Regions from separate parts of the Mus musculus genome. Here regions 1, 2 and 3 are each linked to region 4. The links are chromatin loops, found by intact Hi-C in ENCODE. Cell type or tissue: heart. All regions are shown on one strand.

Region 1 (8,000 bases), 61 kb before region 4:
GTCTGAAGTCAGCTACAGTCCACTTATTTAAATAAATTAAAAAAAAAAAAAAAAAAGACCAAAATGGTCCCTAGATGGTACTAAATGTTACTAGAGCTGATCTGTGTAAGTGGCCACAAATTCTAAGGATGTTCAATTGCACTCATAGCCTGGCATCAAGTTCTTCCCCTCACCTGGGGATGGAGAGATGGCTGGTGGGTGGTTAAGCACACTTGCTCTTGCAGAGGGCCAGACTTCCTGATGGTATCTTACGATTTTAAATCCTTCTCAGATTTGTACACAACACATATATCAAGGCCTAACACAAATAAATTTCACATTTACCATACCTGTACTAAAAACTTCTGCCCCCTTGTGGACATTCATATATGACCAAGTCTAGCACCATCCTAGGTTATCTTTTTTTTTTTTTGAGACAGGGTTTCTCTGTTTAGCCTTGAATGTCTCTGTAGACCAGGCTGGCCTCAAACTAAAAAATCCGCCTGCCTCTGCCTCCCAAGTGCTGGGATTAAAGGTGTGTGCCATCAATGCCTGGCCATCCTATATATCTTGTTCCTAGGGCACAGCATGGTGCCCTCGAACTGGTAGGCATGTTACCCCCGTTACTCTTCCAAGTAACTTCAATCCTTCAAACATGGGACCCATTTCCAGGGTGCTTTCTAGTGGTTTACTGCTTGGGGGACAAGGCAGGTATTGAAGAATGCTTGGGCCAAAAAGAAAAAACTTCAGGCCCCAAAACCTATCTCTGGGGCTCTCCTCTTTGTATGTAGTAAGAATGCCTCAGGCACCACAGGCACTGCACATGCAGGGTAATACAGGACTCCCATGGTTCTAAGTCACTGTCGGGGCAAACCTAATCCTGTCACACCAGGGAAGAGAGGGGCAAGTTACTACAAAATCCAGGCACCAGCCTTCCTCTGGGCTAAGTTAGAAGAGCCTGCTACAGCTACTGATACAGTAGACAGCGACCACCCCAAGGAAGACCCTGCTGAAGTTAATTTTAGGGCTGGGCTATGGCATTTACGACGTTTGAGCTCAGCAGCTGGTGTTAACAGCAGTCTCCCACCCACTCAGTTATAACTAAGGCCCAAAATGCTGAAACTCAATCACATCTCTTAGGAATACCTTCTAACTCAAACCTGCAACACACAACTATTGCTCAAGAAAAAAAGACAAAGAAACCCAGCTTTTGCTTTATGGAAAATTTATTGCAGCTCTCCAACACAGAATTATTTTTTCTTTTCAACATCTTGCTCTGCAGCTTCCTTCGCCCTTTTTGCTCGGATGCCAAAGAGTCGGGCATTGGCACGGGCCATTCGGAGACTGGCAAAAGCCTTAAAGTTCTTCTCTTCTTCTGTGATAACTCTGGCCTTTTCCTTTTTGTACACCTGGAAAGAGAACAGAAGTCAGGAGCCTACAGGACCTGTGCACAGGACTCACTGCCTCAGCCCTCCGGGCGCAGAACCACCCCCTGGGATAAGTAAATCCCCACTATTTGTCAGGTTGCGATGGGAGAATCCTGAGTCTTCGCCACCATAGACTACAAATTAAGTTCTAAACCAGCTTTGGCTTATATATGGAAATATATATTATAAAATTAGAGCCACAACCTCTGTAAGGCACATTCTGGTGAATTTATTAAAACTTGACACAGCCAAAGTGATGGCAGAAGAAAAAACTTCAATGAGAAAATTCCTTCATAAGATCGGGCTTGCCTTTAACCCTCAAAGCAGATGCAGGTGTGGGTTAGAGGCCAGCCTGGTTGGTGTACTGAGTTCCAGGACAGCAAAGGCTGCAGAGGAACACTGATGTCTCTTTCCCTCTTTGTGAGAGAGTTCTCATTTACGTGAGAGGGTGCAGGCCACCTTGCACAGGGCGACCCACCCTTGGCTGGAGGCTCTGGGTGCTTAGAGCAGCACCTAGCACGTCTCCCCCCCCATGGCCTCTGCATCAACTCCTGCCTCCAGGTTCCTGCCCCGACTTTCTCCAAGGTGCAAGTGTAAGCCAGAACTTGGTTTTAGTCATGGCACTTCTTCATAGCAACAGAAAGCCCAAGACACAAAGCCTGATCCCTTCAGAGAAGAACAAAATTACACTCCCAAGCACTCCAAACAAGTAGGGAATGCTAAGTTAGGGACCTGCGCATTTCTAAAAGGAACACAAGCCAGTCCTTTAAAATCTTGGCAGTTAGCCCATGGTGGTAATGAATGAATGCCTGTAAACCCAGCACTTGGGAGGCAGAGGCAGTCAATCTCTGAGTTCAAGGCCAGCCCAAAGCTACAGAGAATCTCTTTCTCTCAAAACAACAAAAAGTGCCCCCCCACCCCAAAGATTGGGAGGTTGTCCCCAAGGTAAGAGAACTTTCTTTCACCAGCCTGAAACCTTCACCAGTCTCTAATTAGTCTGTCACAACACACTTTTTTATCCCTGCCAATCTTGTCTATTACGGAGCTGAGCCTACAGCAGTGTCCACTTACATTCCGGATGGGCATCACAGGTCCTGTCAGCTGGGTGGCCAGCTTAAGTTCTTCAGCCTGTTTTAAGAGTAAGAAAAAGTTGAGTCCAGCTTCCATCTCATGCCTGTTACTTATAGACCCCATTATCACGGGGTCTGCTTTAGTTCCCAAGGATCAGGCTGCCTGGGCCTGCAGCACCTAGCATTTTCCGTCCCGGTGCGCTGGCTGACTACAGCTCCACTGAAGGAACAGAAGAAAGCCATCCTTACCCCACCCTCAGGAAGCCCACACTGACAAGAAACCCACCGATCCTTGTTACAAAACTCTTTACACTTCTGAATACCGAGATACTTTCTGTACCGAGATGCCCCTGAACGTCCTGGTAGGGTGAACGCTCTAGAACAGCATACCAGGCTCCAAGTCAATAGCTCCCAACACTAACAGACACTGGAAAGCCCAGGGACACCATAGTGGCTCCCACTGATCTGCACGCGTCACCGCCGCCCCCAGTACGCTCTAACCTCCCACTGCTGCACTCATGTCAACTCTGCAGAGCTGGATCCAAGAACACAGACTCTATCTACACTGAGCCGGACCTCTGCCGCCCCGCAGGACTTACAGAACTGTCTCCCTTCTTCGGAGCAGAAGGCTTCCTGGGGAACAGGATGAGCTTGGAGCGGTACTCCTTCAGGCGCTGCACGTTGGCCTGCAGTGACTCCGTGGACTTGTTTCGCCTCCTCGGGTCCACAGAGATGCCGATGGTGCGAGCCACTTTCTTGTGGATGCCAGCCACCTGTTCAGAAACAGAAACTGGTCACCCACCTCGCAGTCACCCCACCCCAAGCCGGCCCTGCCGAGAAAACTCGGTGTCATCAGATGGAAAAGGGTTCAAAAGTACTTTCATCAAGTCAGTACAGCGATTCCGGAGAATGTCATCATTCCACCGAGCCCGAGGGACCTGCCAAGGGACCTCGCCCTGCCGCACTCACCCTGAGCTCCTCCAGGCTGAAGCCCCTGCCAGCCCGGACCTTGGTGTGGTATCTCACTGTAGGGCACCTCACGATGGGCCTGATGGGGCCGGACGCGGGGCGAGGGGCGATGCGACGCGCTTTCGCCTGCCGGGCCTTGCGCCTGCAGGAAAAGCACAGCCGTCACCTCCTGCCCCACGCGCGTCCCCGCCCTGGAGCCCACGCGAGCCACGCGCGATCTATACCTGCGGATCTTGCGCGCCGGCTGGTTGAACCAAGTGTCCACTCGCTGCTGCCAATCCTTGTGGAAGTGGGGCTTCAGTATCATGCCATTCCGGCTGGGCGCCATGGCTGCCTAAGGCCGCGAGGGAGAGGAGGGCGGCGAGTCAAGGCCAGGGTCCCCAACCCCGTCCCGGGTCCTCCCGCCCCTGCCCTGGCTCCGTGCTGTCGGCGCCCGGGCTCCTCCATGGCTGTCCGTGCGGCCTCTCTTCGCCGATGACAGCGGATGGAGGGCGATGGAGCCCGATGGACCACGATGGGACCGGCGGCGGCAGAGACTCACCTCCTATACAGGAGAACGGCCGAGCGGAAAGGACCGGGCACCGCAAAGCACCCTGGGCTTGTAGGGAGTCCGGCCAATCTCAAACGCCAATCAAAATCAGGCGAAAGGGAAGTGACGTCACGCGAACCCGCCCGCCGGCGGACCATCGCCTTTCTAGCCGTCGGGTTGGTTATTCTCGCTGGTTCCTAACTTCGCAGTGTGGGTATCTCCGGCGTGCTCAGGGGCGCACCTATGAATTAAACCCCTAAAACTCTTTCTCCCTCCTAGATCCAGTGTTTTTTCCCCGTCCACCCAGGAAAATTTATTATAGATTTGCCTGGAATTTATGTTTCCCCAGAACTGAAGCACGCACCCCCATTCCAGACTTCCCCCCCCACTTTAAGATTTTTATTTATTTTTACTTTATTTGTATGAGTGTCTCCCTGGTTTCATGGCTGTGCGTCGGATCCCCTACTACCGGAGTTCCTGGGTGCTGAGAATTGAACTTCTGAAACAGCAAGCAGCCAGTGATCGTAACTACTGAGTCATTTCTCCAGCCCCAAACTCCCCCATTTACTTAGATAACTCCTTTAGCCCTGACTTAACTCCTCGGGGGGAAATCAGGTGTGACGAAATACAATACTGAATTCCTACCCACAGTAGCAGCGACAACAAAACAGCCAAGGCATACACTGGTCCTACACCTGTATGCCTATAACCTTTTTTCACTCCTCATTCCCAATTACCAGGTTTCTTCCTGATCAAAATTCCACTACAGAAGCTGTAGAAATGGCTCAGTAATTAAGAGGGCTATAAATTTAAAAATCCACATTATACCCGGGCCAGATATCACAGGACCATAATCATAATTCATCTAGAAAATGAGACAGGACAATAGCAATTTCAATGCTTTTTGAGCAACTTAAACCCTCTTTTCTTTTTTTTCTTCTCCTTTTTTTTTAAGATTTATTTTATTTATGTAAGTACACTGTAGCTGTCTTCAGACACACCAGAAGAGGGCATCAGACTCCATTACCGATGGTTGTGAGCCACCATGTAGTTGCTGGGAGTTGAACTCAGGACCTTTGGAAGAGCAGTCCGTGCTCTTAACCGCTGAACCATCTCTCCAGCCCAACCCTCTTTTCAAAATTAAAAAGGAAGGGCTGGCAAGACAGCTTAGAGGGTTGAAGGTACTTGCTGCCATTTTATTCCTGGGACCCACATGGTAGAAGAGAACCAAGCTCTACATGCTGAGCTCATCCATGATATATATATATTTTCTCTGTCTCTCTCTCACACACACACACACAAACACACACACACACATACCACACACGCGTGCGCGCGCGAAAATAATGTCATAATGAAGCAGGCTGAGGATGTAATTCTTGCCTATTGGATGAGAGGCTAAATTCAATCCTCAGTAGGGGGGAGCCATTTTTTTTGAGTGTGGGTGAAAAGGCCAGAAATTGATGTTGAACCATCTTCCCAGCCCAGAGAAAATGTCTGTGGAAGGAATGCCCAGATTCAAGGTGCACTTCTTTGAAACAGTGTTTTCTCAGACCTCTTTTGACATTCCCAAGTATCTGTCTCTTTCTACTCTCAAAGATGACATCCATGTCCACCACCAGCTTTTCGTTCAGGATGGACACGCTGCACCGGCACCTGAGTTCCAGCTCAAGCTGCAGTGCTGCGTGACATTGGTGGGCGTTAGAGCTCTGAAACTGCAACACTGCTTAGAATCAAATTAGGGGAGGGAAGGGAGGTTGTGATCTGAATTGTTCTCTGTTGCACAGGGTGGACACAGAAGGGAACAGTTATGCAAAGATGAGGCTAAGGCGGTTGTTCCTGCTCTAGCTTGAGCGCCAGTTCCTGGTCTCCTGGGCAGAGAACTCTGCAAACACCATTCCACCGGAAAGCTTCCTGGTGCCTGAGGCCGTGCTGTGCACGGGCTTGCATTCCTTTGCATGACTAGACTTAGCAGCTTATGGCTGTGGCCTGCTCTTCATTTTCCGGCAAGCTGCTCCAGGAACCCCTCCCTTCCCTGTGGGTACTTACTGAATTCTGGGTGTTTGGGAGTGTCAGAAAACTCTTGCCTAATCCCTCACCACATCTTTTCTTTTTTTTTTTTTTTTTTTTTTGGTTTTTCGAGACAAGGTTTCTCTGTGTAGCCCTGGCGGTCCTGGCTCACTCTGTAGACCAGACTGGCCTGGAACTCAGAGATCCACCTGCCTCTGCCAGTAATAAACTTTCTTCCATTCATAATCTGGAACTCTTTTAGTCACATAACCTTGATTTTTTGATTTTTAAAGATTATTAACTTAGGGCTGGAGAAATGGCTCAGTGGTTAAAAGCACTGACTGCTCTTCCAGAGGTCTCGGGTTCAATTCCCAGCAACCACATGGTGGCTCACAACCATTTGTAATGGGATCTGATGCCTTTTTCTGGTGTGTCTGAAGACAGCGACAGTGTATGCACACACATTAAAGAAATCTTTTTTGTTTTTTAAAAAAGGATTACTAACTTACTATTTATGTGTGTGAGCCTGCAGGAGTTGTGTGTGCCGAGCTCAGAGGCCAGAAGAGCACTGGATCCCTCACTAAGTGCTCCTTTTTTTTTTTCTTTTTTGTTTTTTCGAGACAGGGTTTCTCTGTGTAGCCCTGGCTGTCCTGGAACCCACTCTGTAGACCAGGCTGGCTTTGAACTCAGAAATCTGCCTGCCTCTGCCTCCAGAGTGCTGGGATTAAAGGTGTGTGCCACCACTGCCTGGCTCTTCACCACTAAGCCACACCTTTTATCAAGTGGCACAGTGTTTCTGGATTTGGTGGTACACACAGCCCAGCACCCAGAAGAGAGAAAGAAGAGGATCACTGCAAGCTTCATGACAGCCAGAGCTCCATAACCAGGACCTGACCATCAAAAAAAAACAAAACAAAAACAAAAAGTAGGGCTAAGAAGACAGTTCAGTGTTTAAGAGCATTTACTTGTTCTTGCAAAGGGCCTGCGTTTGATGACCAACACCAACAAGGTGGTCACAGCCATAGCTGAAGTTCTAGGGGATCCAGTGTTCTCGTCTGACCTCTAAGCATTTGCATAGTCTACCAAGCATATACATGTGATATATATACATACCAAGCATATACGTGTGGTATATATATATACACGCATGAAGGCCAAACATTTATACACAATACTAAAAAAAAAAAATCTGTCAAGCGGTGGTGGCGCACACCTTTAATCCCAGCACTTGGGAGGCAGAGGCAGGCAGATTTTTGAGTTGAGGCCAGCCTGGTCTACAAAGTGAGTTCCAGGACAGCCAGGGCTATACAGAGAAACCCTGTCTTGAAAAACCAAAAAAAAAAAAAAAAAAAAAGAGTTCTTGAAACATTAAATAGTGCTCACAAACATTAAAATTAAACCTAATACTGCTGCTTGACATCTTTTGTTTACTAAGGCTTTGAAATTAAAGTTTTTAAAATAAAAATCTATAAAAAGAAAAATTATATGCATACAAAAGGTAGGCAGATTGGACTGTTTCAATGGTGAACAGTTTTTACATTTATTTATTATTAGTCTTTTATTTATCTTAGAAATAGCATCTCATTATATAGTTCTGATTGGTGTGGAACTCTGTAGGTCAACTAAGTAGGGCGCAAAACTCATCAAGATCTGCCTGCTTCTGCCTCCCAAGTGCTGGGCTTAAAGGCTTGTGCCACCAGCCTGGCCTGCTTATCTTGTGTGTGTGGATCTGGGCATGTGTGTGTCTCGGCATGGTCTGGTCAGAGGACAACTATAGCAGCCCAGTGACTGAACTCAGGTTACTTGGTCTGCAGCATTATCTTGCCTGCTCAAGACCCTGCTTTAGAGAAATTAAAACCTAATTACATGCTAATCTTTGGTTAAAAACTAGAACTCAAACTCAGAATGTTCTTACAAACCCCTTCACACACACACACACACACACACACACACACACACACACACACACCCCGCCCCCCGCTGCTGCTGGCCCTGCAGCCCCTTCCCACTGCCAGC
Region 2 (8,000 bases), 64 kb after region 4:
TTTTTTTTTTTTTTTTTTTTTTTAAATTTCTTTTCCTTGCAATAGAATTGGCAGGTTTTACAATCTCACTTTTGGCAGTAAGAAGGCACAGCTGTTGGCTTCTGGCTTGTAGGATTGCACAGACAGGAAGTTCAGGAAAAGAAGAGGCTGGATAGAGCAGTGTGCCCACACTCACGTGTGGTGTGTATGCGAGGAGGATGGGAAGCATGCGTTGACAGTGCTGGACATGGACATAGTTATTCAGAGCGGAGTTAAGCAGCATGGTTGGATCACAGTAGCTGATGAGGTTGCTAAGCAGAACGGTGGCAATGGGACATAGTTCAGAAGATCATGTAGGAGAGGAGATGAAGCACACACCTGAAGGAAACTGGGAGAGATTTCAGGGGAGCCTGGTGTGGATGGGAGGTGGTGTGTGACTAGTTACATGCATGTTTCAGAGCTAAGCTTTGAGTTTAGGCAGATTACTCGTACACTCGGAGCTTTCTTACGAGGAGGAGGAAGAGGGTACTCCGGTTAAGATGTCGTGTGAGAGACCTCGTGGCAGATATGAGGACCTGCCACTCACCAGCTTGCTCTCAAGTTTTCCTGGTACCTGAGTGCTCCATACTTTGGGTGTGTCAGTAACCAAGTCCGTTGTAGTAAGCACAATGAATGCAGACACGTAGTATGCATAGTTATACACGAGACCACCTTGCCTTTATTCCTGGTGTGGGTGCTAGGATCTGAACTCAGGTCCTTTGCAAGAGTAACATGTGCTCTTAGTCCTGAACCATCTCTCTAGCCCCCAAAGGATCTTTTTTTAAAGGGGAAAATAGTTTTGTCACATAAAGGAGAATCTTAAAATTTTAAAGTTGTTTTAGGGATAAGCAGAGTTTATAGATTAGAACTCCTATTTCCTTAGACATACCAACCATTTTCCATCTTTCTCTACTCTCAAGAAATTTAAGTCAGACTTTTTTTTTTTTTTTGCTTTATTGCTGTTTTACTCTTTGTGACTGTGATATAAGCATCTGTTTCTTTAATTTTTCTTTGAATTGGTAGCAGATGGCAACAAACTTGTATCTTGTAACTTGACTGGAGTCATTTTATAACTTTTGTTAGTTTTCTTCGGGTTCTGTACTGTCTCTGGTATGTGCTTTTCTCTTTGAATTCTTCAGTTTTTCATTTCTTTCTCCAAAATGAAGTTTCTAGCTAGGTAGTCCACTGAGGTTCAAGCTTTTGTTTGATTATTTATTTACTCATTTCAATCATTTTTTAAATATTTAAATGTGTGTGTGTGTGTGTGTGTGTGTGTGTGTGTGCGCGCGCGCGCGCGCGTGCGTGTGTGAGTGAGTGAATTTGTGTGAGATGTGTGTGAATGTCTATGGAAGCTAGACATTACCCTGGAGGTAGTTGTTAATCGCGTCACGTTGGTGCCAATTAGTAAACTTGGGTCCTTTGCAAGAGCAGTCAGTTTTCCACTTTATCACTGAGCCATCTCTTCAGCCCCCTTGTTCAAGTTTTAATGGAGCCTCACTGGTAGTAGGTTTTGTTTTCCTGTGGGTGCTTCCTTATGTGGTTTGTTATATTGCTTCTTAATCTGTCTTTCTGGAGCACCAAGAGAGGGGATTTGTAAGGAGCTCTGCGGATGACGCTTTGTAAAATGAGAGTCCTTACAGAGCTCTGCATGGTACTATTTCCTGTCTGATGGAAGAGGCTGTGCCCAACACACGGAACAGCTCCTCACATTGACACCGGGAACAACCCCAGCATGGACTCTTGCCACGTTACTATACCCACGACACTACTCAAGAAGTAATGAAGTTGGCAGTGAACAGCAAAGAAAACACACGTGGGCAAATGATCAAGGAGACATGTATTTGTGCTTACAGTTCTGAAAGTCCTAGATCATTGCCTCAGCCTCTGGCTTTTGATGTAGGGCCCACGCTGCTGGGACAAGAGGAAGTGTACAGATTCACGTGGTGGGGGAAAAGGACTAAAAGGGGACCTAACTCTATGAAGTCAGGATCTGTTGGCTACATTCCTGAGAGCTGCACCTTTGTGATTCACAAATGTACCAGGCTCCTTCCCCAGCATTGCTGTGTGAGTTAACTGAGCTTCAACCTGAGCTTCGGTGGGAAGGAACCAAGGCAAAGCTCTGCTAGGTATACGGCTGTGGGATTGTGTAGGTTTGAGAAGAGTTTGTGATAGTGGCCGTCTCTAGGCTGTCTGAAAAGTTGGTTTTATGTCTTTATTGTTAGAATGTGTGAGTGAAGTGTCAGAAAGGAGGAGAGATTTCCTATTCTTCCTCCTTCCAGCCTAGAGAGTTGCTTTGGAAGGAGTTTGTGGTGGATTTCTTGATTGACACTTGGTGCAGATTCAGACCTTGTGGTGTCTGGGCTGTCCTTTGTAGCTTCCATAACCTTGCAAGCTTCCTCCACGTAAGATGCTTGGGCTGCGCTGAGTCACTTTCTTTAGCTTGAGTTTGAATTGTATTGAAACATTTAGTTTTGCCTTTTTTTTTTTTCCTCCCTTTAGGTGAAGGAAACATTAAATTTAAAGGTGTGTGAGGAATTTTCTTCTTTTAACTTCTTTATCCTCCCAGGAGGGTGGGTGGGAAAGGGGAGGGGTTAGACTGAGACCGTCTTGCTTCTCTAGGAGGAGGCCAGGGTCAGTCCTAGGCATGACCCAGCACAGCTTGTTGGACTCTAGTGTTGTCAGGAAGGGAAGGAAACTCACTTGCCTGTGGATTTCTGTCCGAGAACTTCCGGCCATACAGGGTTTCTCCGAGTTCTCGTGGACTCCCTAAAGCCATAAGAATAGCTTTCATGTGCAAATATTGAGTTTCCAGAAAAAAGGGAGTCTCTGGATCTAGCTGGATTTGAGTCCCAGCCCCTCCAGCACTGACTGACTGTGTGACCTGCTGTATATTTTTCATAGACCCATGGTTCAGTTTTCTCATCTGTAAAGAAGGATAATCATGATGGCATAGTCTGTAGAGTTATTGAAATGAAACGCGTCAACATTAGATAGTCATGTGTATTTATACACGTACATTTTGACTCCGAGCTTGCACTTGGAGAATGATTTAGCACTCCCTGTACTTAACTGTTCAGCTCTACCAATGGTTTTTGTTTTATAAAACTGCCATCACAGCCAGGATCATGGCATTGATTGAACTTACTAGCCTTGGTCAGCTTGCTTGTTTTCCTTGTGCTCAGACATCTGTAAGGAAGGAGATTGACTTTTGTTCATTTGTTACTGTCTGGGGTTACAGAGAGCATTTCCACATCTTTTCTTTAATTTTTGAGAGCTACTCATGCATCTTTCATTTCTAAGACGTTATCATACAAAAGGTCATAGAAACAGGATAATAGACATTGTAACCCAAGGGACCAGGCAGAGTGGTGCATGTCTAACTTTATCATCCAGGAAGTGGAGTCAGGAGAACTGGGAGTTTAAGGCCATTCTAGGACTTTTTCTCAGTGTCAGACACGTGGGGATGTAAGCTTGGGTTTCCCATGATGGTATGGGAAGGGACAACCATATTACCCATGAGATTGGTCCCCACCTTTTGGGTTAGCTTCCTTCCCTTCGGACAGTGGTTCTCAACGTTCCTCATACACCACCCTTTAATACAGTTCCTCATGCTGTGGTGACCCCCAATCATAAAATTACTTTTTGTTGCTATTTCATAACTGTAATGTTGTTACTGTTGTGAATCGTAATGCAAATATCTCACATGCAACCCCCTGTGAAAGGGTCACAGCCCACAGATTGAGAAATACTATCTTAGGGGCTACTCCAGTGCCTGTACCAGTAGTCCTGCTCTTATGGTTGTCATCTCCTCTGAAACTGGAGTTAGGACAATTTGTGAGCCACCATGTGGGTGGTAGGAATTGAACCTGCGTCTTCTGTAAGAGCAGCTAGTACTCTAGTTCAACTTACTTATACTTGTTTTTAATAGCTTTAAGGCTTTAATTCGTAGCCTATAAAGAGATTTAAGGACAGACCAAGAAAGCTCACTTTATCTTTGTAACATTCACGTGGAACATCTTGCTTGGTACAGCAAAACCAAGCTAGATTTTTTTTTTTTTTTTTTACTATGTTGGGGAGCAAAAGTTGGAGATTGTGCTTGCGGACATTGCTTGTCCTCAGAGCCTCTCCTGCCCCAGGCGCTAAGGTTGCCTGGCTCAGCCCTGCTCACGCTCAGAGCTGGATCTCATCGTAAATGGGGTCGTGGCTTATGAGTAGGTGAGGTCTGTTGTGTTTTCCCTGTTCTATCCCCCCACCCCACCCCACCCCAGGTCTCAAGGCATTGCAGGGAGGTTTTTAAGTATGCAATAGAGGTTTTTTTATTTAGGTCATGAAGAGGGGAGTTGGAGTGGGGGGTAGGGACAGACTGACCAGCCATGGACACGTGGAGAGAAATGGGGGAAGGGAAAGAGGAGAGAAGGGACAGAGAAGGAAGAGTAAGAGAGTAAGAGCCATTCCGGGGAGATTGTGTAGTTTGTTCCATCATTTTGAAAGTTACTTCACCATTTTCCTATACTTTTTATGTGTAAAACGTAATGTTTCTTAAGTTTGAAATTGCCTTTAAAAATAATTGTATTGGCAATCTTACCATCTTCACAGCATATGACCCACTTTACCCAATTTCTCCTATGTACAGGAAGTGTGGACACTTTGTCATCTGTGTTTTAAAGTGACTTTTGCAAGACTGGATACAAGATATTCCTTGGTTTTGATACTGGACTTTGATTTTACCTTTAGACGAATACATTCTTCTATAAAATCATTTGCTGAATGAAAAGTTGTCTTTATACCTTTAATTAAAGCCCTAGTTGTGAAATACAGAAATAAACTATTTTAGTTCAGTCACAAACAGAAGTGTGATTACTCCTACAGTGGGGTGGGGGGCAGCATGCTGTTGCTTTAGGCTGTTGTTCTTCTCTCCCCTCTGCAGTTATTAGGAGGGAGACGAAGGTACCAGCTCCTGGCCGCCCCGGCCAGCACTCTACAGTGCTGGAGCTGCTGTGATCGCTGTGTGCATACTGAGTCCCACTGGCTCTTCCCGGCCATAAAGGGTTCTGGGCTTTCTTCTCATGTTCCACAGGAACTATTGTTTTGAATCTTGTAATGTTTTGTTGCTATTTTGAGCTCTTATTGTACACAGTAAATTCTATCTATTAAATTCCATATAGGTTTGAAAGATAACTATGGATACTCAACTGCTTCCCCCCCCCCCCACTCTTTTTAAATTAAAAAAAAAAAAATCTTCAAGCCCAGAAGACTAGGAAATTCAAGATCATGGTTCTGACAAATTCATTGTCTGATATTTATAGTGTTTGTAATTAACCTTTTGAATTGAAAATACTCAAGAAAAATTGCACACAGAAACCTTTCCTCATCATGGTAGCCTACACAATATTGTATAATAGTTGATTACATGATAATTATAGAAGCATTTTAATTGTTTGAGGAGGGGTACTTCTAGGTTTTATGCAAATAATTCTGCTCTTCCACATTTTCTTTCTCCTCCTCCTTCATATAAGGGACAGGAACATTCTAGAGTTAGATGTCTCTAGGGAATCTTGGATCCAGTCTCCACAGGTTCCTAAGGATGGTCCACTCCTTTAAGACCTGTTCTTTTTTTGCTCGTTGTTCAGATTTTTGAGAGTCACTAATGTTGATAAGACTTTTTTTAGTTTAATAGTTAGTAAGTTGGAGTTGGGCCTAGAGAAATGACTCAGCAGTTAAGAGTACTTGCTACTCTTACAGAGGTTCCAAGTGCAGTTCCTAGCGCCCACATGATGGCTCGAGCACAGCTGTCTGTAACTCCAGTTCAAAGGGATTGGATGCCCCTCTGCTCTCCAGAGACACCACGCATGTACATGGTGCACATACAGGCAAGACACTCATTTACATATAACATAGTAATACATAATTTTAAAATGTAGAGGAAACCTGTCTTCTGTGTAAAGTGAAGCAGGATAAGGCACTGGTTGTGGGTTAGGGACATCCCTATAACTTCTCCCAGAAGAATTTGCTCTGTGAACAGCTTTGCTGAGCCTCTTGGGCTTATACCACCATGGGCTTACCTTGTAGAGAGCACAGGCACATCCCAGCCACATTTGACCCCATAGAAAGTATGCAGGCACTCTCAAGTAGTAGGAAGAACACCAACTTAACTTTGGAAGGTTGCTGGAGTTGTCCCCTTCCTGCCTTTTCTTCTCTTTCTGTATATGGGTGTTTTGCCTACATGTATATCTGTGTACCATGTGCATGTCTGGTGCCTGCAGAGGCCATTAGAGGGCATTAGATTCCATGACCTAGCATTACAAACAATAAACCAACTTGTGGGTGCTGGAGATGTAACTCAGGTTCTGAAAAAGTAACACCTGATCCATTACTCCAGCTCCTGAACTCATCCTTTCTGAATTGGAATTTTTCAATTTTAAGAAAAGACTTCATGTAGGTCCATCCACGTGAGTCTTGAGTTTGTGATGTAGCCAAGGATGACCTTAAACTCTTGATTCTCTTGGCTCCACCTCCCAACTACTGGAGGCATGTACAGCTGGCTCTTGAAATACATTGTTGTGTCTTTGAGAATGGATTCCTCTTCAGATTTTGAGCATGAAAGTACATGCAATGGGGTGTACATGCTGGGTGATAGCTGACCAATGAACGCCCAGGAATATTCTGTACTGGACCTCAAGCATCGCCTTGTTTTGGGGATCATGCAAGGGACAGTGGAGAGGGGAGGATGGTCAGGAAGGAGGCAGTTGTAAGTTGGTTGGAAATATGATATACTGTAGAAGTTTCAACAAAAATCTCTTAGAGGATACAAAAATGTAAGACTTTGATAAGTAAGGGTTTGATGATTATGTTGTTTGGATTTCTGTTGAACTCCATCTAAGCTTGTCTTAAGGTGAAACGAGCCTAGTGCTGAGTCCTTGCCTAGGGGAGGAAAGGAAGACACACCAAGCCAGGCCATCAGTTAATCATGTTGGAGCTTTCCCTCATCCTGTCCTGTGAAGCCTTGCTTTGTAGTATTGAGAATAAACACTTGCTGCAAGGCAAACCACCAGATAGGAGCTCTTTATAAACCCAGACCAGCTAGAGAGGAACCTTTTTAACATTTTACTTGTTATATTATAGTTGGTCCAGGTAGAGAGATACAAGAAAATGGATTAGCCCTGACTTAATCTATTCTTCCTTTCTCCTTTCAGAGCATACTGCCCTGCTGGAGTTCATACCCATTCCTGAGCAACACTGGTTTTTGCCATGGAATCCGTGAGTACTGCTTCTTGCATTTGTTCTTGGGCCTGATTGAGGTTTGCTCAGGGTAGTGACTGCTGTCCTGGATTTTATTTAGAGAGGATGGTTGTGGAGTGCCTACCATGAAATCTCCTGGGGTCCATAAGTAGCATCTCTTGTGTCCTTGTGAGAGAGATTTTGTTGAAAAAATAGTAGATGGATGATCCTGTCTAGAAGATCACTTGTTTCTTCCACCATCTCTAAAGCTGCATCTGGAGGCCCAGCAGTTGCTGTTTGTTTAGTATTGTGTGCATGTTGTATTAACTGTTATCATGAAGAATAGAGTTGGAAATGGGCAGGACAGGTCTGTGGCTTGGGACCTGGCATCCTATGCTGCTGGTTTTGGGGACTTTATGATTTTCTGAGTGTGGTCAGTTGGGAGGAATGGGATCTTTGGCTGATATGTCCCAAACCTCCTGAGAGTGACTGGCATGTATTCTGAGAATAGGGACATCTCTCTCTATAAAGGCCTATCTGCCCTTGGGTCTCACCATTGTAGGTAGCTGCCATATTGTCTTTTCTAAAGGAAGATTTGATAACTGGCAAGAAAAAGTCTTGGCATGTTTTAAGATGTTCATGTCTTGTCCAGTTCTTAATGTTTTCAAGTTAGTAGCCCCCAAATGTTATCTTTCTGTGTTGTTAACAGACCTCCCCTCTACCTCTTTAATAAATTTCCTTACTCTTTTTTTTTTTTTTAAATC
Region 3 (8,000 bases), 120 kb after region 4:
AAAATTGGTTTAGGGGAGAAGAAACAATAGTAGATGAGTGTGTGTGCTGAGCCTCAGCCATATGTTAGCTCTTACGGGTCGTACATTAGAGGGGTTTGAGTGCTCAATAGTTAAGAGCACTTGCTGTACAATCATGAGGATTTGGTTGGCTCTAAAAACCATGCAGCAAGCTGAGACTTGTTGTGACTGCAGCAGTGTAGGGGCAGAGGAGGGTGCCTGGGACTTGCCCAGCCCCAGCTTCAATGAGAGACCCTGTTTAGCAGAATATGATAAAGTGGAGCATCCATTCTATATCTTTTTTCTGGTGGTAGTGGGGAGCATGCCCCTTCTATAAATTGTGATCCCTTAGAGAACTCTGAGTGTCTCAGCAAGTGTTCAGTATAGGCTGTATACCCTGAAGTAAATCCTGAAGAAGTAATGCCCACAAAGCTGTGATGTCCACGAAGGAGTGGCCTGGCTAGTGAGAGCAAGAGCAAGCCGGCACAGAAAGCAAGCCTCTGCCTCTGTGTTGTCTTTTATACCGGCTGCCAGCAGAAGGTGTGGCCCAGATTAAAGGTGCATCTTCCCACCTCAAAGATCTGGATTAGAAGTAGGTCTTCCCACATCAAATGATTGAATTAGAGGGGAAAATCCTTCACATTCAGTTTTAGTTCATTCCAGATGTAGTCAGGCTGACAACCAAGAATAGCTGTCACAGTTCTTTTGTGGAAATCACAAGATATAATTCCTTCAGGTACCCTCTAGATTTCTGAAATAGTTGTAAAAATCCATGCTTTCATACTTACAAATATCATGTGGTTTTGGCACCTCAGACTTTAGATCTTTGGGATTTGTTTGCCTCAGAGTTGTTTTGGTTCTTAGTATGGCATTGGACTGTGGCGTGTGAAGGAGCTTCCAGTAGGCAGAAATGGACTGTGTGGCTATTGTGCATGCTGAGGCCTCCAGTCCTGGTTTTGGCTGCTGGATGTGGGTATGCCAGTTTTCCTCTGGGAGTCTCATTTCTCTCTATGAAGTAGTTCTATCCACATCATCTGGGGAAAAAAATGTAAGCATAAAACATTGTATAAGTAAGATATGGTTAATGCATTTGAAACCACAGAACTTATTTTCTATAATCAAATCAGATTATATGAACTGATATGTTTAGTGAAAATACAGATATTCAAATAAGCCTGTCTTTGTAAAAGTCACATTCTTGGGTCTGTATTCATTCCTAGCCTAGTGTTGTTAACTTCTGTCCAAAACCAAACTGCTAAAGTGTGAGAACACTCCTTGAAGATGCAGAACTCTCGACCAGCCCTGTCTGCCTGACTTCACTACAGCAATCTGGTATATGTGGCAGCCCACAGAACCCACCGTCTTCTTTAGAATCTAATGTGTTGTAGTGAGTCCTTGTGTGCTGTTGCTGAGCCGTTGCCGTGGGTGAGTCAGTTTTTGACCATGTTAGAAGTGACTGGGGAGACTGGATCAGCATAGAAACAAGGCTTCTGTATGGAATAGGAAGTAAAAGTCACCTCAGGACAGACATTTTAAACTTCCCCTTCTGTCTTAGAGCCTGAATGAAGTTGAGGCCAGCAATCCAGCAGCATCGGTAACTCGCACACTAGGGTCAGCTCCTGTCTTATTCCTGCCTGAGAGACTGCGGGAAGGCTCACTGATGAGCACCACACAAGGTAGGGGTGTGGTTCTGATCCTAGAGAGAACTAAACATTTCTGGCAGCAAACCAGCCATTGTTTTTGAAAACATGGGCAGAGGTTCACACAGGCAAGTTAACAGAATGACATTCTTCATGTGATGATGGATATATGCCTTCCAGTATTTTCTGTTCTGATAATTGACTTGAGAAAGCTTCTTTCTTCATAATTGCCAAAATTGGAAGCAGCCAAGATTCAGCAGGTGAATGGATAAACAGTGATGTGGCCAGACAATAGGATATTATTTCATTGCTAAAAACAACCCAGCTTTAATCACAGAGGAACCACACCTGTGCATTACAAAGCTAAAGAAACCCATCGTGGGGGCTCTGATGCCATGACTCTGCAGTTAAGTGCACTTGTGATGGAAGCTGATGACCCACATTGGATCTCCAGTACCCACAGCAGAAGGAAGGACTGCTGACCCTACGTGTGTGGAGTGGCACGTGTGTACACCTCCAACAGAAACACAAGACATTTACAAAGAAAAAAATTTCCTTCTTTCTTCCTTTCTCTCTCTCTCTCTCTCTCTCTCTCTCTCTCTCTCTCACCTGCCTGCCTGCCTGCCTGCCTGCCTTCCTTCCTTCCTTCCTTCCTTAAATAAATAAATAAATAAATAAATAAATAAGCTGTCTTGAAAAGGCAACATGATATAGGGTTCTAGTTCTGTAAATCCTGAGAAAAGCAAAACAGGTCCACGGCTGCCAGGCCAGGAGGACGCAGAGCAGATGGCCAGACCACAGAGGATGTTTAGAGCAGTGAAACTGGGCTATATGGTGTGTTATAATAGTGGATATAAATGACTGCATTTGAGAATTACAGGACGTTTAGCACTCAGTGTGAACCTGTTGTAAATAATGAACACTGGGCATTAGTAGTGATTGCTGGACCATGTAGAGGCTGTGTACCTTTGAGGTAAAGGTATGTGACAACTCTCTTTTATATTCAATATTCCTGGAAACTTAAGGCTGCTCTAACTAATGGATGGTTAATATGCTAAAAATAATACTGAACTAAAGCCCAGCAACAACTAGAGTTTGGACAACTCCACCGTGGTGGGTGGCCCTTTATCTTTGTGAAACAGCCCCAGATGACCTCTAGTAGTGTTGTGTGGGAAAGGGCAGGGATTCTCTTCTAGACAACATCATGTTCAGACTTTTTAGAACCTGTTGTGTAAACAAAACAGTGCTAGAGTTCTGCCAGAGAAGATGAGAGTAGGAAGAAACTGGAGCTTCTTCAGCAGTTACTTTGTTTATAAGCAAGCAGGGAAGGCAGCACTGGTCTCTGTTGTATATCATAGACTCCACCAGGAAAGCAGCACGAACAAAGCCAGGTGTCGTGACCACTAGTGGCTAAGGCCTCCATGTTGGGTCATCGCCTTTGGGAGCACTGTGCTCAGACACGCAACTCAGCCATGACTCTTCTGTTTGCCTGCCTGCCATGCTTTCTGTACCACAACCTCTCCAGAGTCATTGTACTTTATGGTTTATGGAGTACCTCTTTATTATGTGTCACTCCAAGAGACCATGATCCTGTCTTTATGTAAAGATTAAAAGCCGGGCTAGAGAAACTGCCCTCCCAGAGGTCCTGAGTTCAATTCCCAGCAACCACATGGTGGCTCACAACCATCTGTAATGGAATCCAGTGCCCTCTTCTGATGTGTCTGGAGACAGTGACAGCGCACTGACGTACATTAAATAAATAAAAGGACACCAGCTGCTGCTGCTCTGGAGGTCCCGAGCTCCATGCCCAGCACCACTTGGTAGCTCGCAGCAGTGGGACATGGCGCCCTCTTCTGTCACGCAGGCACACATGCAGGCAGAGTGCTCTTATACATAAATAAATAAACAAGTTAGAGATGAGGATGCCTGTAAGGCTGCTCACTCCTGGAAAGCACACACCATTATTGTCCCAGGGCTGTCTGTGGAGTGTAGAATGACGTTCTCTGAGACTTGGTTCTCCACTAGAGAGCTGTCCAGCCTTTCCAAAGTCTAAACAAGAGATGCTGTGATGTATAGGAGGAGGTGCCTTAGTAGGTCATAGGTCAGGAAGTGTGACACTGTCATTTTTTTCTGTGAATTGTCACAGTACAAAGTTTATAAACAAATTTGATTAGAAAAAAGAATCTTCTTGTAAGTGGTACTAAGAACACACTCTGTTTTCTGTCACTAAACAAGGAAAATGCCAAGTGGCTTTGTAGGGAGGGGCTTTGAAGTCTTCTGCTCTTGGGTCCACCCTGGAATGTCCAGACCTTAGCATGCCAGGATTCCTAAAGAACATACCAAGCTCTGAGACTGATAACCTCAGCTGAGGCAGATGGCAGTTCCTATCTGCTGTCCTCTCATCTCTACCTTGTCATTCCTAAGTTTACCATATCAGGGCTCTAAAGGGCATTCATTTGCTTGATGTCACGTGACATACTTAGAAGTTTCAGAATAATAATTGTAATGCAACCAGGAACACTACCATTCCTGCAAAGAGGAATTTGTGCGCTCTAATGCTCACGCACGCACATGTGTACATACGTACATGTGCTATTTTAGGTTTTGGGTTTTTTTCCCCTCTTCTTATCCACATAGCATGTGAGAGTTGGTTCATTCCTTTGTATTCATGAAGAGAAGGGAGGTGTGAACTGCCTGGAAGGGCGTGGTTGGGATAGCTGTTGGAGTTCCCCTGCTTTAATGGTCGTGAGCTTTGTGTCATAGGTCTTGCTCAGGAATACAGCTGAGTGCAGTGCTGTGCCCACGCTGCTAGTCTCACAGGGGCATGGTTTTGTGTGTGTGTCTGTGTGTGTGTCTGTGTGTGTGTCTGTGTGTGTGTGTGTGTCTGTGCATATGTGTGTCTGTGTTCAGATGCATCTAGAGGCCTGAGGGAAACATTGGGTATTTGCTACTCCAGCACAGCCCATCCTTTTCTTCCTTTTTAAAGAAAGGTCTCTCATTGACCTGGAACTGAACAAGTCAACTAGACCGACTAGCTAACAAGCCCCAGAAACCTGTGCATCCCTGTTTGCTTATCTGTCTGTCTGTCTAAGCATATGCCATGAGGATCAACCCCAAATCTTGGTGCTCAGAGGACAAGCACTTTGTAGACTGAGCTTTCTTCCCAGGAGCTCAAGTAGGGCAGGGTCCTGGAAGCAGAAACTGACAGCCAGATCGTGGAGGGTGCTGGCTTCCTTCTCATAGCTTCTTCCACCTGCTTTCTTAGAGAACCCAGTGTGGTCTGGGCTCTCCCTCACAGGGCTAGGGCCTCTGCTATCTATCACTAATTAAGAAAATGCTATATATACAACTGGATTTTATAGAGGCATTTTCTCAGTTTAAGTTCCCTCTAGCTGGTGTCAAGTTGAAATTAAACTAGCCATCTGTGTTCCTGTCCCCTCATCGGATTGCTTTTACTGTTTGTTTTTCACTGTGCTTATAGGCCTGCTCTCTGACCCTGGCTCTGGACATGGCCTGCCTTGTTCACACTTTATCTTTTCACCCTTACACCAAGTATTCCATAGAGCAGTAGGTTGAAAATGGAAGTGAGCTTTTTTTTTTTCTCTTTAGATTCTGCTTTGGGTGTCTAATTAATTAATCTAATTAAGAATTTTCCTTACCTCCAGTTTTCCTCTGAGAAAAGGATTTTCTCCTTTTACATTTTTTATTTTGTTTTGTTTTGTTTTGTTTTTGAGACAGGGTTTCTCTGTGTAGCCCTGGCTGTCCTGGAGCTCACTTTGTAGACCAGGCTGGCCTCGAACTCAGAAATTCTCCTGCCTCTGCCTCCCAAATGCTGGGATTAAAGGCGTGCGCCACCACACCCGGCTACATTTTTTTTTTTTTAAATCTCAGTACTTGTGAAACCAAGGCAGAAAGATTGTAGGTTTGAGGCTAGTCTAAGGTACATTGCAAACCTTGCCCCAGAAAACAAACTAATCAGACAAAAAAGTCTTTCTGCACTTAAATCTTGTGTTTTCATTTTGGTTGGACCCTTTTTTTTCTGCTCCCCTGATACTGATAGGTATGTAGAAACAGTGGGATTTTCTGCCGTGGACTTGTATGCTACTGTCCTGCTAAACTGTTATTTCCAGGACTTTTTGATGGATTCCTTGTGATTTTTTTTTTCTACATAGGCAGTTGAGTTGTCTGTAAATAGTAATTTGTTTTAATTGTTCTTCATGTATACAGTTCAGAATAGTATTATCTTCGAAGTGCGATGGAGGCAGGGAATAGGGAGATGGAGGAGGAGGATGTCTTTGCTGCCTCACCAACTGCAGAAAGAAACTGGTTAGCTCTCACTAGTGGTGGTTGTCTCGAGTGTGGTTGTCCTTGAAAGTGTTCCACAGACAATCTAGGCTACTCTTAGGGCTATTTTGCTGGGGGTTTCTTCATGAACACTGACTCTTGTCAGGTGAGTTTCTGTATGGATTTTACTGTTATGTGGCTTTTGTTCTATAGCAAGTGGATTACAGGGCTGTGGTGAGCGTCCCTCTTATGTCTGGGTTTCCTGTTACTGTAAGTAGTCCTCCACATCTCTGAGTAACTCAGACTATGGACTGCACCCGTCTTTCCGAACTTGCTGCTTCCCTTGGTATTAGAGACATTACCCCATGGTGCATCCGACCTCAGAATCCCATAGTGCTCAGGAGCAGTGTTCTGCCCGAGTTTCCCCTGCACACAACCTTAATGTCCTTGTTGATGTGTTTGTAGGCAGTGAGTTAAAGGGTGGCTGTGAAGTGATATCTCCTTAGGGCGGTCTGTCCTTTGCCTTCAGCGCAGTGGGGCTTCAGATCCACTGCCTCCTTCCAGCCCCCCCCCCCCCTCAGTTCCAGGTGCTCCTTGCTCCAGTGCTGTCTGCTGACTCACTCACTGCCCTTGGTCTGTTTTCTGTGCTTTCCTGAGATTACTATTTTTAGTCATTGCATCACACCTTTAACACACATGCCTGTATTTCTGTCTTTTCACATAATCTTTTCAGGTTCTTTCTGCTCTTCGTTTTATTCCCCAGTCCTCTAGCTCTTTGCAGAGCTGTCTTTCTGTCTTATCAAGGCTGAAAGGGACCTGTTTTGTTCCACAGTCACAGTGGCCCGTTGCATGCTTTGTACAGGCTTGACTCACTCTGAATGTCATGCAGTCTTGAATTGGGCTCATATTGTTTCCATGTGACTCTGGTTCCCAGTACAAACACGAGGTAACCAGCACAGGCACTGGGGCGGGGGGGGGGGGAGGTCTGGCTGCAGGGTCAGTACCCTCAGCTCCTCTACTCTCAGGCGTCCAGTGTGCTGTGTGCCACCTTCCAGCACTCCATACTTTCTGTTCTTTCATGCATGTTTACAGTGAAGTGTGATTAGCTAGCTAGCTTTTATCATGTTTGTTAATTAAGTGAAACACAGTTCTATAAAGTGAAAATCTTTTTTTTTCCACTCCAAACACTTGCATAACCTTTGTTTTAGCAGTCATTATAACCTAATGAGGTTATAACCTAGTGAGGTGGAAGCCAGGTTCCATTTGCATGGAGGTATTCAATTTGCTGTTGCTACAGAGGGTTAGGGCCATCTATCCGTAGCTTCCCAAAGTCTTTCTTAGTCCTGTGTGAGCACTAGCATGGCCTTAGCTCTTTCTCTTTTCTGTCTTCCTCATTTTGGTTAGTTCTGTCCAGCGTCATACTGTGGTTAATCACTTTACCAAACTTCTCATTTTTTTTCTTTAATTTTAGGAATAGTCATTTCTGTAATTTGAAAGTCTCCTCAAATTGCAGCTGTTCCCTTCCCTCTGCTGTCTAAAAGCTACTAATATAGGTATGCACCGCCATCCTTGGAGGTTAAAAAACTATCTGTGCGTGTTTTCTTAAGTGAAACCCTTTCTGTTTTACAGTTCTTTGGAGGTCTAGGGTGGTGGTGACGACAGACAGACTTGGTTATATTACAGGCTCCTTGATGTTCACTACTTTCTCACAGCCAGGGAGACCCCAGAGAGCTTAGTTTATATGGGAAAATCTATTAAAGTATTTAGTCTACTTGAAGATAGGAAAGTATTACACTTGAATAGCAAAGGATCTTTATTTACAAATTAATTACTTTACAAAATATCAGTAATAAAATTGTAGTGAAAAAGTAGCATTGCTTTCTGCATCTGCCGTCTCTGGCTGACTGGCTGGGGTGGGGAGGGCCTGCTTTTGATGTAGCTGTTTTGCTAGAGGTACGAAGAAAGCCTGACTCATTACAGACACACAGAGCAGGAATGAGGCTCCCAGGATTGCCATGTCTTCCTTGGCCATGACTGGGGTAGAGCCTATGCTCAGCCTCTTAAGTTTGCTCCTGCCCA
Region 4 (8,000 bases):
TGAGCCATCTCTCCAGCCCCCTCCGGCTTCTTTTTTAAGGGCGCAGATTCCAGTTAAGAGATATTTGATCTCAACTGGCCACAGGAGTGCCCTCCTATAATCAAGGGAGACTCATGAGTTTGGACTATCCAGAGCATTGGTCAACCTTGGGGGGCGAAACCCTTTTTTTTGGGGTGTGTATATGCGTCAAGTGACCCTTTCACAGGGATTGCCTAAAACTATCAGAAAACACAGATATTTACATTATAATTCATAACAGAAGCAACGCTAGTTATGAAGTAGCAACAAAATATTGTGATTGAGGGTAATCACACCATGAGGGACGGTTAAAGGGCCACAGCACTAATGCTTCCTATAAAGGTTGAGAACCACTGCTCTAGAGTTTGAGACCAGCCTCAATTATGGAGGGAGACTCTAGTTATCTGCCTCTAAGTGCTATCAGCCAGAGGTGTAAGCTTTAACACACAGCATACATCTTAGGCAAGCACACTATCAATGTTGTCGTGTCCCGCCGCCCCTCCCCCCCTGTGCAGCTGAGAGGCTGGTCTTGAGCTCCTGAGCCATCTGCTTCCAAGTGCTAGGACCACAGGTGTGTACCGCGAGGCCTGAATACAGACTCACTTTTTTTTTTTTTTTGGTTTTTCGAGACAGGGTTTCTCTGTATAGCCCTGGCTGTCCTGGAACTCACTCTGTAGACCAGGCTGGCCTCCAACTCAGAAATCTGCCTGCCTCTGCCTCCCTGTGGAGAGCCGTGCTGCGAGCAATCGCCATTATAAGATGGTGCTGGCCTCCGCTGTGCCTAACTAGTAAACAAGCCTTGTACACAGGTGGTGCGAGAGTGAACTCACTCCCAGTCACTCCCATTATCGGGGCATAATAGTGGGGTGATGGGCGAGCAACGAATGAGGAGCTGTCACGCCATATCAGGTGCTGAAACGTCACGCTGTGGGCTATAAAAGCGGCGCCATTTTCCCGGTTCGGGGTCTTCCTGAAGAAGTAAGCAATAAAGCTTTTGCCGTGGAAGATTCCAGTTTGTTGCGTCTTTCTTGCCGGTCAAGTGGGACGCAATACCTCCCAAGCAAAGGTGTGCGCCACCATGCCCGGCTCTAGCCCACTTTTTTAAAAAAACAAACAAAAAAATCTCTGGGCTGGGACAATGGCACAGCAGCAGGTAAAACATGAGTATTTTTAAAAAAGATTTATTAATGTATATGAGTACACTGTAGCTGTCCTCAGACACACCGGAACAGGGCATCAGAACTCACCAGAGATGGTTGTGAGCCACCATGTGGTTGCTGGGAACTGAACTCAGGACTTCTGGAAGAGCAGCTAGCGCTCGAGCCATCTCTCCAGCCCTGGAGTCTATGATCCTTGAAACATTAAAGTTCGAAGGAGAGAACTAACTCCACAAAGAGGTCCTCTGCCTTCCCACACAATATACACACAGTACACTCCAGCAGACAGCTTTTCTTTATGTAGGCGCTCATGTATTTTACAGGTTTCACATCCTCTTCGTCCCATGTTGATGAAATTGACACCATCTGTTGTTCCTGTTTACCCAGGAAAATAACCAAAAGTTGAAGTGTCCATGGTTACAAGGACAGCTACTCATCACAAAGCTGGAATTTTGAACAGGGGCAGGGCAGTTTTTATCATACCATGTCCTCTAAACTCTGTATTTGCTTCAAATAGGGAAGAAAGGTCACCTCTAAGGTCCCATCACTCCGGGATGTGCAATCCCATGATTTCATAATCTGTGCTCTGTAAAGACTTTGTTTATACAGACAAACAAAACAAAACACCCAAACCCTCTACAGAACTATTTCCAGGAAGGCCAGGGCTCCACAGAGAAAACTTGTCTCAAACAAACAAACAAAACCCCAAAAGTCAAAAACAAAACAAAACAAAGAAGTATAAATATTGATTTTAGTCACTTAGCTTTTCTGGTTCACAAATACACAGATGCTCTTTAAATAGGACAAGGCTGGAAGTTTGACTACTTAAAACTTTTTTTTTGTAGATTTTTTTCTGTGCAGAAGCGTATTTTTTTTCTGTGTATATGTATGTGTACTAGTGCATGTTTGGGGAGCCCCTAGACAATGTTAGATCTTCTAGAACAGGAGTTACAGATGCCGGGAATCGAACCCAGATCCTCTGGAAGAGCAGCCAGTGAGTGCTTTTGACCGACAGGTCATCTCCCCAGGTCCCATTTACTTTAAAAGATTTATATGTAGTCTATATGTGTGAGTACTCTACTCGGGTGTGAGTTCCTGAAAAGTCAGAAGATGTCAAGTCCTCTGAAGGTGGCTGTGAAGCTGTCTGAGGTGGGTGCCGAGAAGGGCAGCACGTGCTCTTAGCCGCCGAGCCATCTCTCCAGCCCTGGTTACTTGTTATTTTATATTTTATTATATTATGAAATTGGCTTTCACTGTGTAGCCCTAGCTGGCCCGGAACTCAGAGATCCAGCCTGCCTCTGCCTAAGTACCGGGATAAAAAGCCTATACCAACATATCAGACTCGTCACAATTACTTTATGCATTTTTCTGAGACAAAGGTTTCATGGAACTCAAATCTTGAACTCGAAATGTTCACAACAATGTACTCTGAGCTCCGGATACGCCTGTCTCGGTCACTACAGCGCTGGGATTCGAATTTTTAGCTCGTTTGCAAACCAAATCACTACTAACGCAAACCATCATTAAACTTTTTCCGCGTTCTGTAAATTCAAACAATCAGGCACATGACGATGCGACTTTGCTGCCTAGCTCTGAGGTTCGTCAACCTTTTTTTTTGTTGTTGTTGTTGTTTCATGAACCATCGCGGTGAAGTTCTGGAGCCGGGGAAGGGAGGCGGCTGAAGCGCGCGCGGTGTCTAAGGAAACCTCCGGGCAGAGTCTGGAGCTCACCACATCCCGGTTGCTAACGTGGCTCACGGGACTCGGAGCGAAGCGCAGTCCAGGAACACCTCCAGGAAAGAGCCGGATCGCGGGTGGGGGCCGAGGCCGCCTTTCTCCTTCGCGGCCATCATCCCGGCTGCCTTTGCTCCTGCAAGAGCCTCCTGCCGGCTAGAGACACACATTCTCGAAGCTCACACAGGCTCACAGGCGACACACGACCTCGCGTCCGCAGCGCAAGGCCAGCCGGTACAAGCCGGCTCCCACCTTCTGGCTCCTTCGACAACAACCTTGTTTCCAGACCGCGGCCTCATCACTTCCGGCACCGAGTAGGGCCAATCGTCGTGTCCCGTGGCAGGGAGGTCAGCCAATCCAGCGGCTTTCTCCGCCTGGGTCTCCTACGCACGGATGCCAATCATTCCCGGACGTCTCCCTAGCGCCGCCCCGTGCCTGTTACGGAAGCCGTCGGGCCGTCTGAGCCCTTTCACCCCGGCATCGCATTTCCTCTCCGACGTGACGTAAGCGGCCCCTGCCGCTCTGCGGGGCGGGCCAATGGCGGTGGCGGATACGGCGAGCCAATGGGCGGGAGGCTCTCATGCGGCCGGCGCCCGCCGCAGCCACCGCTGGGTCCTGGAGCCAGAGGCCGCCCGCGACAGAGCGCGATGGACCGAGGGCCCCAGCCGGGGAGGCGCCGCGGCGGAGTCCGCGGCCAGACGCCCCCGCAGTAGCGTCCGCGCGAGCGCCGCGGCCCCGCGTGAGCTCCTGCACGCCGAGGGCGGGCTTGCATCCCGCCGGCCCCGCACTCGCCGCAGCCTCCAGCCCGCGCGCCGACGCCGCCTTCCCGCCCGGGCCGCGCGGCCCGGGAAACGCGGCCGCGGGCTGCATGGGCAGCGCCCGCGCCCCGCCGCCGTTCCGCCGCGGAGCCGCGTCGCCCTCGGAGCCGGGTGAGAGGCGCCGGGGACCTGGGGGGTGGTGGTCGGGGAGGGCGTCGGGCGTTCCTGCGGCCTTGCGGCCTGCAGGCCTCCTCCGCTGCCCGCCGCCGCGGGTGCCCCGGGGCGGGCCGTGCGCCGCGAGAGGCCGGTCGGTGGGCCGCGGGGGTCCTGCGAGCGACCATGAGGGGCCGAGGGCGGGCTCCGAGGCCGGCCTCGGGGCGTCCCGGGGGTCGGGCGGCCGAGAGAGGCTAAGGAAGGGCTCCGGGGTGGGCTGTGGCGGCCGTGAGGACCGAGGGCGGGCCTTGAGCGAGGGTCGATGGTGCGTTAGTGGGTCCCGGGACGCTGTGAGGACGACGGCGGGCTCCCGGGAGTCCCTGGGGTCCTCAGTGGCGCGGGGCGCCGACCTCTGACCCTCGGGAGGGGCTCCGTCGCCGGGCTGGTGGTAGTTGTTATTCCCAGCGTCCCTATTATTATCGTGTTTTGAAATGGGAGCAGGCGGCCCTCGGGCTGCGAGCCGAGCCGGAGGGGGCGGGCGAGCCGGGGACCTGGAGCTGCGGGGTGCGGAGGCGCGCAGGCCCGAGTGGGGGCAGGAATGCGGGGCGGCGGGGGGCGTCTGGGGGAGGGGAAGGCGGGACTCGGGGGGGAGAGTGGGAGGAAAGCGGTGTAGGCGACGGCTGCAGGAGCAGCCTTTGGCCTCAAGGAACAATGTGAGACGTTGCCTGAAATGTTAATTTCCGTTCCTCATTTCATCATCCCCTGGCAAGGCGGTAGCTGCGAGAGTGTGTGTGCGTGTGTGTGTGTGTGTGTGTGCGTGTGTGTGTGTGCGCGCGCGCGCCCGTGTGTGTGTGTACGTGTGTGCAGGGTTGGCCCTGCCACATGGATCTAGCCCCTTCACAGACGGATGTGCGGTTCAGTTCCTATGTATGTGGCTTGGTGTGGAGTCTCATTTTTTTTCTCAAGGCCTTGTCTTTACCTGGTGCTCCTGTAGGTTTTTCTGTTTTTGTTATGTTTCTGGAAAGCTCGTCTGGGGTTTGGAAGACTGGTGAAGGTTAAGCTGGTTCACAGGAAGGCTGTATGCTCCGAAATCTAGTTACATGTGTATAGTTCTCATGTTTCACAGTGGTTTCTGCAGTCGTGAGAAGTTTTACACCCACTTGAGAAAACTGGGCAGTTTTACAAATTTTCCGGTAGAAAAATTTGGTTTTTGTACCTATTTGGTGAGTTTTCTGTGGTCCTTTGAACACTTTCCATTCAACACGTTCTTCCATTCAACTACTGAATAGAAGTGCACATTTGTACGTAAAATTTTACTTAGGCTGTTGGGTTGCCTATGAGGGATAAGGAGACTTAACTCAGCAAAGACTGTAGGTGATAATGGGTTGTGGAGAAAGCTATGGAAACAGTTACTGTGTTTTGCTGTGTGCAGTCCTAGTCAGTGGTATAATTTGGGTAGTTCCATGGTAGAGTCTCGGAGAATGGTACTTGTTGCCCTGAGACCTTTATTTCTTTTTGGAGCACTAGCTGCTCTGAAGACTAGAGTTCTGTCTGTGTCTTTTGAAATGATTGCACAAATACTCCAATGTCACTTTGCAGCTATACCTAAAACAAAAATGCCTTGCTTAACTTTGATTGTGACCCTTGGATTGGATCTCCATATAGCTGGTGTTTCCTCCCCCACACTCCATTCAGCTGTTGTTCTCCTTTCTGTAGTTTCACGCTTAAGAGCAGGATCTCCCGTGATAGGCTGGCCATCCTGAATGGAATGGGATGGGAGGGAACAAAGGCCAAGTTGCTATGACATTTTTCTCTTCTTTGTGCTTGCCTCGTGCATTCCTTGAAAAGCAACCCAAAAGATACCGCTAAATTTGACCTTAGCTTGATTCTTTTAGGAGTGTTTCTTTTTCTTGTCTTCCCTTTGTCCTCCTGTGGTAAACAATACACAGCAAAATTTGCCAGAAGTTCCCTTAAAGTGTCACCTAGTTTAGAATTCCTCTCTGACCAGTCTAACTTTCTACCAGCCTTTGAACCTGCATGTTTCTGTGAGATGCTTTTCTCTAGGTTAGCCATGTCAGTCCTGCTGCTCTGTCAGTCTTTCATCTCACTAAACCAGATGGGCTGCTGATGACTAGTGCCTGTCATATTAGCTATAATGCAGTGTTGGGTCAGTGACAAGAAGAACTTTCTACAAGTAGAGTTGAACTATGCTGCATGTATGTAAGAACATTTTTTTCTAGAAGCTTTGTGTGTGTGTGTGTGTGCCTTGGATACCTAAGTTCATCACATATAAGAGGAGGGTTGTTTTGCATATTGGCAGTGAGCCCACCATCAATTAAATGCCATAATTAGAAAGCATCAGTAAACGCTGGTTCAGAGAATAATCTGCATTTGTTGCCAAAATAAGTGTTTTGATCTGTCCATTACCCCATGTAAGTCCCTTCATCCCTCACATGGCAAGTGTAATGGGTGAGCTCCTCGTAATAGCGAGACACTTGCTAGTTAATAGGTGACAGTGATGATGCGTGGCGTGTCCACCCGCACACTGGGCCGCTTAGTACTGCTGCTTAGGCGGTGCTCGGAGACGGAGCATGGCACTGGTGATAACTTTAAACAAAAATCGAATGAACTCACATCACTAGGAGTTATTGTCTTGAAATGTTTTCAGTTTGTGTTCTCATTTGAATTTCAAATGGAATTTCTGTCCAATTCAGCTTTTTCAGTTTTGTCTTAAAGCTATATGAAAGAGAGTGTCAGTCCTCAGCTCCGGAACTCAGGCAGTTGGATAATTGGCATGGAAAATCTTTTAGGCTTAGAAAATGATCCACTTTAATGACTACTTCATTAATTCCTATAGATATTTTTATTAAGTGGCTTGTTTGTTTGGTAGATATTTGTGGTACCTCTTACGCTAGACTGAAATTCAGCTTTGTATTTAAATACAAAGCTGTTTTTGCTATTCTGTATTTTTAAATTATTATTTATCCTGTTCATTTTTTTCTTGTAGTTCATTTTTAAACACACCCAAACCATCTTTTTTTGACAGTCTCAAGTGGCCCATGCTGGCCTTGAACTTCTATTTAGCAGACTATAACCTTGAAATTCTAGTCTTCCTCTCATCATCACCAATGCTAGGATGTTGCAGGTATGCACTACCACCCAGGTTTCCTGAACACCAGCGCCCTCAAACAATAAAAAATATGATAGAACTACAAATACTGTTTTTATGATAAGCATCAAATTTACTATTGTGAGCTGGTGAATTCTTACAATACTAGTGCTTGAGGGGTTGGGTCAGGAGAAGGAGTTCAAGGTCATGGTTGTCTACATAGCAGTTATAGGCTGTTGTGAACTCAAGATTCTGTCTCAGAAAACCAAAACTAGGGCTTGTGAAATGGCTCATCCTGTAGTCATTTGCTCTCTCGTGCTGCCAAGCCTGATGACCTGACTTTGATCCCTAAGTCCTACACGGTAACAAGAACTGATTCCCTCAAGTTGTCCTTTGACTTTTGCATGCTTTGAATGGCACAGAGCCACAAGATAGATATGTAAATGTTCAAGGGAAAAAAAGCCCACAACCAACAAACCCAAGCCTTTAACAACCACCTCACAAACAAACAAACAAACAAACCCAGCAACAGCAAAAAAACAGACAACCTGATTCTGTGACAAACTTCTGTTGAGATGATTCTTTTTTAAAAAAAAAATAGTATTTATTTATTTATTTATTTATTTAATGTATAGGAGTACATCATAGTTGTCTTCAGACACACACCAGAAGAGGGCATCAGATCCCATTACAGATGGTTTTGTGGTTGCTGGGAATTGAACTCAGGACCTCTGGAAGAGCAGTCAGTGCTCTTAACCGCCATCTCTCCAGCCCGAGATTCTTTTTTTTTTTTTTAAAGATTTATTTTATGTACGTGAGTACACTGTTACTGTCTTCAGACACACCAGAAAAGGGCGTCAGATCCCTTTACAGATGGTTGTGAGCCACCATGTGGTTGCTGGGATTTGAACTCAGGTCCTCTAGAAGAGCAGTGAGTGCTTTTTTTTTTCCTTCGAGGCAGGGTTTCTCTGTTTTAGCCCTGGCTGTCCTGGAACTCACTCTGTAGACCAGGCTGGCCTGGAACTCAGAAATCCGCCTGCCTCTGCCTCCCAAGTGCTGGGATTAAAGGCGT

Evidence for each region. Peaks named below come from ENCODE experiments on the same cell type or tissue, not always from the same donor. Only the 100,000 strongest peaks of a DNase experiment are listed, where the experiment ranks them.
Region 1: it touches region 4 in a loop (7-fold over the local background); 8 of 42 quality-filtered maps call a loop at or near these places.
Region 2: it touches region 4 in a loop (3-fold over the local background); 6 of 42 quality-filtered maps call a loop at or near these places.
Region 3: it touches region 4 in a loop (1.9-fold over the local background); 8 of 42 quality-filtered maps call a loop at or near these places.

Annotation. Positions count from the first base shown.
Region 1 is chr8:123,098,432-123,106,431 of GRCm38, reverse strand. Rpl13 (ribosomal protein L13) reads right to left here and starts at 4,082. Exons shown (of 6, transcript NM_016738.5): 1 at 3,987-4,082; 2 at 3,670-3,779; 3 at 3,446-3,587; 4 at 3,076-3,249; 5 at 2,478-2,534; 6 at 1,188-1,388. The coding sequence starts at 3,773. The coding sequence ends at 1,230. Snord68 (small nucleolar RNA, C/D box 68) reads right to left here and starts at 3,374; the gene lies at 3,327-3,374. It overlaps Mir7079 (microRNA 7079), which reads right to left and starts at 1,457; the gene lies at 1,389-1,457. In heart, CTCF peaks have their summits at 354 (motif pointing left) and 4,980 (motif pointing right); a DNase peak (open chromatin) is centred at 4,061; H3K4me3 peaks cover 2,803 bases; H3K27ac peaks cover 3,320 bases.
Region 2 is chr8:122,974,004-122,982,003 of GRCm38, reverse strand. Ankrd11 (ankyrin repeat domain 11) reads left to right here. Exons shown (of 13, transcript NM_001081379.2): 2 at 7,212-7,275. Among named protein-coding and RNA genes, the nearest start is that of Gm24445, 4.9 kb to the left of the region's middle. In heart, no CTCF peak of the experiment used is centred here; no DNase peak of the experiment used is centred here.
Region 3 is chr8:122,922,457-122,930,456 of GRCm38, reverse strand. All of the region lies in intron 2 of Ankrd11 (ankyrin repeat domain 11), which reads left to right. Among named protein-coding and RNA genes, the nearest start is that of Gm39272, 7.3 kb to the left of the region's middle. In heart, a CTCF peak has its summit at 3,477 (motif pointing left); DNase peaks (open chromatin) are centred at 1,626 and 6,796; H3K4me3 peaks cover 654 bases; H3K27ac peaks cover 1,119 bases.
Region 4 is chr8:123,037,786-123,045,785 of GRCm38, reverse strand. Ankrd11 (ankyrin repeat domain 11) reads left to right here and starts at 3,502. Exons shown (of 13, transcript NM_001081379.2): 1 at 3,502-3,837. 2810013P06Rik (RIKEN cDNA 2810013P06 gene) reads right to left here and starts at 3,211. Exons shown (of 1, transcript NR_045268.1): 1 at 1,184-3,211. In heart, CTCF peaks have their summits at 3,341 and 4,524; DNase peaks (open chromatin) are centred at 3,255, 4,375 and 4,555; H3K4me3 peaks cover 3,928 bases; H3K27ac peaks cover 3,728 bases.